Regions from separate parts of the Homo sapiens genome. Here region 1 is linked to region 2. Evidence: chromatin contacts called from ENCODE Hi-C or POLR2A ChIA-PET data. All regions are on one chromosome and are shown on one strand. The core of a region is the stretch at or near the end of the contact, and the rest is flanking DNA. Distances in the headings are between cores, read along the strand shown. Region 1 holds the start of ZNF575 (zinc finger protein 575). Region 2 overlaps SIPA1L3 (signal induced proliferation associated 1 like 3).

What was found. Hi-C counts contacts between places; a loop is a spot of excess contacts on that map. ChIA-PET counts read pairs that join two places held with the same protein, here RNA polymerase II (POLR2A). Pooled maps may share reads with other maps.
Region 1: a loop to region 2 is called in a pooled map, with 8 times the contacts of the local background. The contact joins the promoter of ZNF575 here to the enhancer-like site in region 2. A Hi-C loop is called at or near these places in 5 of 50 pooled maps. POLR2A ChIA-PET finds 5 or more read pairs at or near these places in 2 of 52 experiments (activated B cell and activated CD4-positive, alpha-beta T cell).

The regions. Positions count from the first base shown.
Region 1 is chr19:43,531,937-43,535,623 of GRCh38, reverse strand. ZNF575 (zinc finger protein 575) reads right to left here and starts at 2,436. Exons shown (of 4, transcript NM_174945.3): 1 at 2,103-2,436; 2 at 1,722-1,829; 3 at 1,123-1,287; 4 at 1-595. The coding sequence starts at 1,201. RefSeq lists a silencer at 2,021-2,330.
Region 2 is chr19:38,046,033-38,049,962 of GRCh38, reverse strand. All of the region lies in intron 2 of SIPA1L3 (signal induced proliferation associated 1 like 3), which reads right to left. Among named protein-coding and RNA genes, the nearest start is that of SNORD152, 120 kb to the left of the region's middle. RefSeq lists enhancers at 343-872, 1,526-2,274, 3,143-3,522. Within about 2 kb of position 1,287, at least 13 of the 41 ENCODE cell types and tissues checked have a DNase peak (open chromatin) inside an H3K27ac peak, as active enhancers do.

The DNA of each region.
Region 1 (3,687 bases), core at 1,187-3,686, 5.5 Mb before region 2:
CTCTGGCCAAAGGCCTGGCCGCAGCTGGAGCATCGGTGCCAGGCAGTCGCCTGGCTGCCGGGCGCGGTTGGGGGGTCGTGACATAGGCGATGGGCGGCCAGCTTGGAGGGAAATGAGAAAGCCTTGGGGCAATGCGGGCAAGGATAGGGGCGGGCGTCGGTGGCGTGGTGCGTGTGGCGGTGGGCCGCCAGCTTGGAAGGGTAGCAGAAGGACTTGGGGCAGTCGGGGCACGGGTAGGGGCGGGTGGGTGCGTGGGTCCAGAGGTGAGCCGCCAGCTTGGAGCGGTGGCCAAAGGACTTCGGGCAGTGTGGGCACGGGTGCGGGCGGGCGCCGCTGTGCGTGAGGCGGTGGGCTGCCAGCTTGGAGGGGTAGGAGAAGGCCTTGGGGCAGTCTGGGCATGGGTGGGGTCGGGCGCCTCCGTGTGCTAAGCGGTGCGTGGCCAGCTTGGACGGGTACGAGAAGGCCTTGTCACAGTCGGGGCAGCGGTGCGGGCGCTGGGGCGGGGGCCGCCGGCGAGGCCGGGGAGGCGAGCCCGCGGACGCGGTGGGCCCTGGAGCTGACTGGCTGGGCTTCTGCGGTGGGCCCTGGTGGGGAGCTGGGGGACAGGAGGGCTGGTGGGCTCCAGGAAGCAGCCAACGCCCTGGGCCTAGGCCAGGCTCCGCCACGACTTTGATATTCGTGGGGCTCCTCCAAGTGTACCTGGGCACCTCAAGCATCACATTGAGACTCCCCAAATTGCATGTTTCTGCTCCCCCCTCCCCCCAGGCGTCATTCTGAGGGACTCCAAAGGGTTACTTTCCTGGATCCCCAAAGCTACTAAGGCTTCCTCAAAGCTACCAAGGTATCCGTTTCTAGTATCTTCCCAGTGATCACCCTGACATCCCGCATGTCATCCCTGACCCGTCCCTTCTGTAAGGCTCATTTCCTGAGCCTTAGCAAATGGTCACTGAGGCTCTCTCTGAGCCAAATGGGAGGATTTCCCAGAATGTGGCAGTTTTGGGGATCCCAAATAGTCATCACCCTAGGGCCCTCAAATTTTCACCCTGAGATTCCCCCAGAATGTGATTATTTTGGCCCCCGTTCCTGGAGAATGCTCCCTACTCACAGGCGGGGCACTCTCACCTTCTTTGGTCACTGGTTCCTTGCCAGTGGGACTAGGATCGGTAGCCCCGGCCGCGGACTCCGCGCCTCGCTCCAGCATCTTGCTGGCACAGGAACCTAGGGGCAGGGCGCGGGGCGGGGGTGACGCCGGTGATGACCAGGCTGATGGGGATAGGGTTGGAGGGCCTAAAATGAGGGATCACACTGTTTAGGAGCAAGGTCTGCAAGTATGGGATGCTAAGGCGGGGGCAGGCTTAGCGGGGAGGCGGAGCCTAAGAGCACAGTGAGCGGGGCTATGCAAATTCAAGCCAGAGGCAGTCCCTTCGCTATCTAAACCCAGGGTTGGAGTCTTTCAGCAGAGTGGGCGGAGTCTCCACAACTAACTCAGCGGCCGTCTTAAGCGCGGAGCCGGCGGGGCCTATGCGCAGAGTGGGCGGGACCTTCCCCACCAGACCCTGCAGTCCTGGAATGGGCGGGGCTGTACAAAAAAAGTCTTGTTCTGAAACTAGACCCAGGGGGCGGGGGCCTTCGAGCGGAGTGGGCAGGTCTTTCATCACCGTCCCAGGGGAGGGGCCTATGGGCACAGTGGGCGGGGCTTCACGTCGAAGACCTAGCTTTACCCGGCTTTTGACTTAGTCTCAGTTCATTGACGCCGCGTCAACTGCGCCCTTCTTGCCGTTAAATTTCATCCCTGGCTTGGATGGGGCCGTGGAGGATAGAGGGGGGACCTGGAGGAAGATACGGAAGGAACCTGGCATGCGTCGCGGTCCAGAGACCCCTAATGGACTTTTCCCTCAGAGTCCCAAGCGTAAAGGATTCAATGCACCCCTCGGAATCAGACATTCAGGCACCGATGCACCCTCCCGAGGCTCTGGCACCAATGCACAGTCCCTCCAGCATCTCCAGAATCTAGGCGTCCGGACCACAACCGATCTCCCTCGGGGTGATTCTGGCATTCAGCCTGCAAGCCAATATCCGCGCCCGAACCCCTGCGCCCTCACCTGCAGGACGGCCCCTCCCCGGGGGCGGGGCTTCCGGCTCCTCCCGCCACGGCCACGGCCGCAGCCGCTGTCGCCGCTGCTGCACTGCCCTCGGACCAGCGGAGCTGCCCCGCCCGGCGCGCGTCCGGCGTCGGGGGAGGGCAGGCAAGGGAGCGCGCGCAAGCTGCTTAGCCCAACCTCATTTCCATCCCCTCCTCCCACGCTGGACCAAAGGGGGCGTCAGAAAGCATGCGCAGTGCGGGCTGGCAGAGGCTGCAGAGAGGGGGAAGAAGGAATGGAAGGAGGGGCTGGGTGCGCCAGCCAGGCAGGCAAGTTCGTGAGCAAGCGCGAAGCTACCGTATCGACAGAAAGTGCACCGCCGGTGGCGGGGCCTACGGTGGCTGACTGGAGTCAAGCATGTACAAGACTAACATGGACAAACTGCGCTTGGAAATCAGTGCATGCACCCGTCTTTTTAATGTCCCTCTTCTTTTCGAGAATTCCGCTGAGTTCCATCTCCAGAGGCAGTTTCAAGAGCTCGCTGCTAATTCTACCCTTCAAGGCGTTTGCAAAAAGTCTGGCCAGTTCTTCGAGAGAGGGCGGGGGCGGGACTCCGGGCTCAAAGAGAGCCAGTGCCCAATAAAAGGCACGTTATTTGCACAGCGCCTTGGCACACCTCGCTATTGGGTGATTCAAGATTCTCAGCCACGCACCCATCTACCTTCCCCCTCGGAAGCCTGGGTGGTCCCGAGGTGCCCTGGCCCATGCTCTTGGTGCCAGGCCTGGGGTGGCATGCAGCTTAGCATTCTTCCCGAGCAGTGGCGGTGCACCTTCCTGCCTGGTGCAGAAAGGACCAGGAAATGCCCATAAAAGTCCTCTGCATGGGTGGGTCTCAGTCCGATAACCCGCAAGGTCTGGCGATCCCTGGGAGTTTGGCGGGGTTATTTGGACTCTGGAGCCAGATTGCCTGGGTAACTGGTTTGGAATACGGCTGTGCCACTTTCTAGCCGTGTGACCCTTTCTAGCTCTCTTTCTAGGCCTGTTTCCTCATCTATAAAATGGAGCGTTTTTAGGATTAAATATGATAATCAATGGAAAGTGTTTAGACTAGAAAGTGCCTAGGCCGGGCTCCCTGTCTCATGCCTGTAATCCCAGCACTCTGGGAGGCAGAGGCGGGCGAATCACTTGAGCCCAGGATTTCCAAACTAGACGGGGGCTAGGCACGGTGGCTCACGCCTGTAATCCCAGCACTTTGGGAGGCGGAGGTGGACGGATCACCTGACGTCAGGAGTTCGAGACCAGCCTGGCCAACATGGTGAAAACCCGTCTCTACTAAAAATACAAAAATTAGTCAGGCATGGTGGCACACGCTTGTAATCTCAGCTACTCCGGAGGCTGAGGTGGGAGGATGGCTTGAACCTGGGAGGCAGAGGTTGCAGTGAGCCAAGATCAAGCCACTGCACTCCAGCCTGGGCAACAGAGTGAGACTCCGTCTCAAAAAAACAAAAAAACCAAAAACCCAAACAAACAAAAATCCCAGCCTAGGCAACATAGTGAGACACCTCCCCATCTTAAAAAAAAAAAAAAAAAAAAAAAAAAAGTCTGG
Region 2 (3,930 bases), core at 38-2,537:
TCTCTTGGAAAGGGGAGCCTGAATTAGGTTAACAGGGGCATGAAGAGGCACTCAGCCAGACTCACCATCAGAGCATTAAAACCCCGGAGACCCCACTTGACACCCTTCGGATTGGTGAAACTGGGAAGCAGGACAACAGCAAAGTGGCGAGAGGTATGGGGAAGCGGGACCCTCCTGTGCTCTCGGGGGAACGCGGGTCAGAGCAGCCTCATAGAGAGCTCAGGAGTTCAAGATCAGCCTGGCCAATGGAGCAAAACCCCAGTTCTACCAAAAGTACAAAAATTAGCTGGGTGTTGTGGCAGGTGCCTTAATCCCACCCCTGGGGAGAGAGAATGCCTATCTCCGGCTGCAACTGACTCCTGGGGGTAAGCCCCATGGGTTCCTAAGGCAAAGGTAGGCGGATGCTCACTTGAAGCATGGTTTGAAGTGGGGTGGAGCTAGGGGCAACCTGGATGCCCAACACCAGGGGACCAGACACGTGAGCCGTGGCAGATGTACAGCATGTACAACTGTTCAGCTGCCAGACGCCATACACTGGACACACATCCAGCAACGTGGCTAGATGGCGAACACATGCTATTTGGTGAAAACCAGAAGAAACCGAAAGAATGAGATACAGAGCTCCAAACCCCGGAAGCTGACTCTTTACTCAAACCTCAATATATATTTTGCAAGGATGTGTGCACAGCTACAGACACACCGGAAATATTTCAGACTGGGGGAAGGAATGAAAGGACCTATAGAGGATGAAGATGGAAAGAGAAACAAAAACCTTCCCAGTGACAAGGGAGGAGACACCCATTTTTTTTCCCCACCATCAGACAAGTAGTCTTTGGCAGCCAGACTCCACTTGCCCCCTGTCCACCCCCCGCTTTTTTTTTGAGATGGGGTCTCGCCCTGTCGCCCAGGCTGGAGTGCAGTGGCGCAATCTCAGCTCACTGCAACCTCCACCTCCTGGGTTCAAGCGATTCTCCTGCCTCAGCCTCACGATAGCTGGGACTACAGGTGTGCACTACCACACCCAGCTAATTTTTGTATTTTTAGTAGACACGGGGTTTCACCGTGTTAGCCAGGATGGTCTCTTGACCTCATGATCTGCCCGCCTCAGCCTCCCAAAGTGCTGGGATTACAGGTGTGAGCCACCGCGCCCAGCCTGCCCCCTTTTTTGGGTGTTAACTGAGGGTGGATGATGCAGGAGGCAGAAATTGGACGCAAGTCACTAAACTTCTTCAAAAGAAAACCACACTTCTTTGTTCTCAAATGCCACAAAATCTGTTGGGCCTGACACGATTTGCTAACTTAGGGAGGGGACTTGGTCAGGGACTGAGCTTGGCAGGCATTAATGGTTGTCTACTCAGTTTCCACTTCTGCTTTTTTCAGCTACTAGACAACAGAACCCAGTTGGTCAAGAGTGATCAGGATGTGGCATTCCTCTAGTAACTTGACCGGCCTGGTTGAGGGGCACGTGACCTCAGCTGGACCAGCTGTAGACTGAGGGGAACCACTTATAACCATCAGTGGGGTGTGTTCTCTCTCTCCTGATGCCTGTGGACAAGGGCAAGTGGCCCTGATTATCACTGGAAGCCATTCTGGAACCAAGAGGCATACAGAGGCCTTTGGAGGCTGAGAACCTGAGTCCCTGACAGACATGCTTGAGCTGCTGATCCTATCCACCTGGTGCCCATCCACCCCTGGGCTTCTAGAACACATCACATGTCTTAACCATTGGCCAGATGGTGCCAGGGTTGTTACTTGCAACTAAAAAGCATCCTGACTGAGAACCACAAAGCAGCCTGCTATCTTTTAATTGTTAAACAAGAGAAAATCTCTGTAGGAGGGAAATGGGGCATTAGAGGCATGAACAGGAAGGGCCAATTCATCCTAGTGTATGGGAAATGTTCACCCAGGCTGCATGTCCCCTGCCCACCCAGAGGCACACGCACGATTCTCTGTGCACGAGAGCTCAGGAAACCCTCTGCAGTGGGTCACTGTTTCCCTCACATCCTTTACCACAGTGGAGTTACCGCCGGTTTCCCATGTTGTATTTCTCCTGATGACGGCAGGGGGTTAATCCCCAGCTGACTGGAGCTGAGGATGAGAGACAGGACCAGAAAGCCCAGCCTGGCACTCCTGCAGCTGCTCTGTTCCTGAATCAAAGGTCGGACTTCAGGATCTGGACTGCCGCTGGGGTCTCTAAAATGACACGTGGTCCGAGGCCCTCCATGAGGAGACCTGGCTGGCTGCGGTGTCACATCCCTCCGTCAGCATCAAGGGAAAGATACCAGTGTGGCAGGGGCGGGCAAAGGAGCGTGCGCTCTGGGGTCAGCCCGGCCCGGGTTCAATCATCGCTCTACCCACAGATCGCCTGTGACTGCCTCTACTATAAAGTGAGTGGCAGGAGGGATCGAGGTCGAAGGAGGAAAAAATAACACAAACCTACCCAGTGAGACATTGTGTCACTGGCCATGTCGGTTCATTCATTCAACAAATATTTACTGAGCAGCTCTTTCGGGCCAGGTCCTGTTCTAGATGCTGGGGATATGGCAATGCACAAGACACAGAATTCCTATGGTCAAACAGGAGCTCACAGGCTATACTATAGGGTGTAGACAGGCAATACACAAGCCCACAAATCCACTGTGATATGTGCCATGAAGAAAATAAACCAGGTGATATGACAGAGAGAGGAATGTGTAGGAGTGTGTGTGAGTGCGTGCGTGTGTGCGTGCGTGTGTGTCGGCGGGGGAGAACAGGCTGGCAGGAAGTATAGCAGAGTGATTATGAAGCCAGATGGTCTGGGTTCAAATCCTGGTTCTGCCACTTCCTACCTGTGTGGCTCACGCAAACAACCCAACTTATCCGTGCCTCAGTTTCCTCATGTGTAAAACTGGATAGTGCCTGCCTCACAGGGTTTTTGGGAGGACTAAGTGGGTCAACACCTATAACATACTTAGCAGTGGGGACCACGCCTGGCTGGGGAGCCCATCCACTTAAGGGTCTCTGGAAGAGCCACTCAACCACCCAGGTGGTGCTGTTAGGCAGCCACAGCTACAAGCCATGTGGGTTTTCTGAGACACGATACACCCAAGTGCTCTCAAAGAGAGCCCCCTCCTGCAGGATCAGAGCCACCTTGCTCTGAGCGGGCAGCTGTGGGTACAGCAGAAGGGACAGCAAAGCCCTCCACTTACTGAGCAACTGACAGACGCCACTCGGGCACAGGAGATGCCGGGTTGCGGGGTCAGAGGAGCTGCTCGGGGGACCTGGGCCCCTCCACACCCGGAAAATCCAGCAGCATCCCCAGGCTGCGGGCGAGATGGCGGATTCATGTGGGCTCTTGCTGGGGGGTTGTGGCACAGGGCCTCCCAAAACTCTCAGCCTATGAAGGAGTCATTTCCTGTGCCATGCCCAGGAGACACAGGTAATCTGGAAACTCCCCTCCCCGGCCACCCTGCCTCTTTCCAGGGCAGGGCCCAGAACAGGGAACCGAGAGAAGCACGTTGATCGGCATGAGGTCAAAGACTCCACCACCACCCCACGGCCCCCGACCTTGAAGCTTTGTGCTGTCATCTGGCCACTCAAAAGAAATAGGGAAATGAGGAGGGGGGACAGGCTGCTGGCAGCGCTGGGCCTGAGAGGAAATGAGGCCATCTTTGCGGGCAGCAGGTGGGGGTCCCTTTTGAGAGGCCTGGAGGTCTATGGAGGAGGCGGGGCTGCTGTGACCTGTTTCTCGGGCCTCCCAGCAGCCTGGGATGGACCAGCAAGCTGCTTCTTTCCTAGAGGCTGATGAGTCGAGAACCAGGGCACCTTCTCGTCTATAGAAAGCTCCTCTCAACCCCGCCGACTGAGTGGCCAGATGACGGCAAAAAGCTTCAAGGAATCACAGTGGTGGAGGCGGCTCTGGAGTCTCTGACGTGACCCTGGAGCGGTACA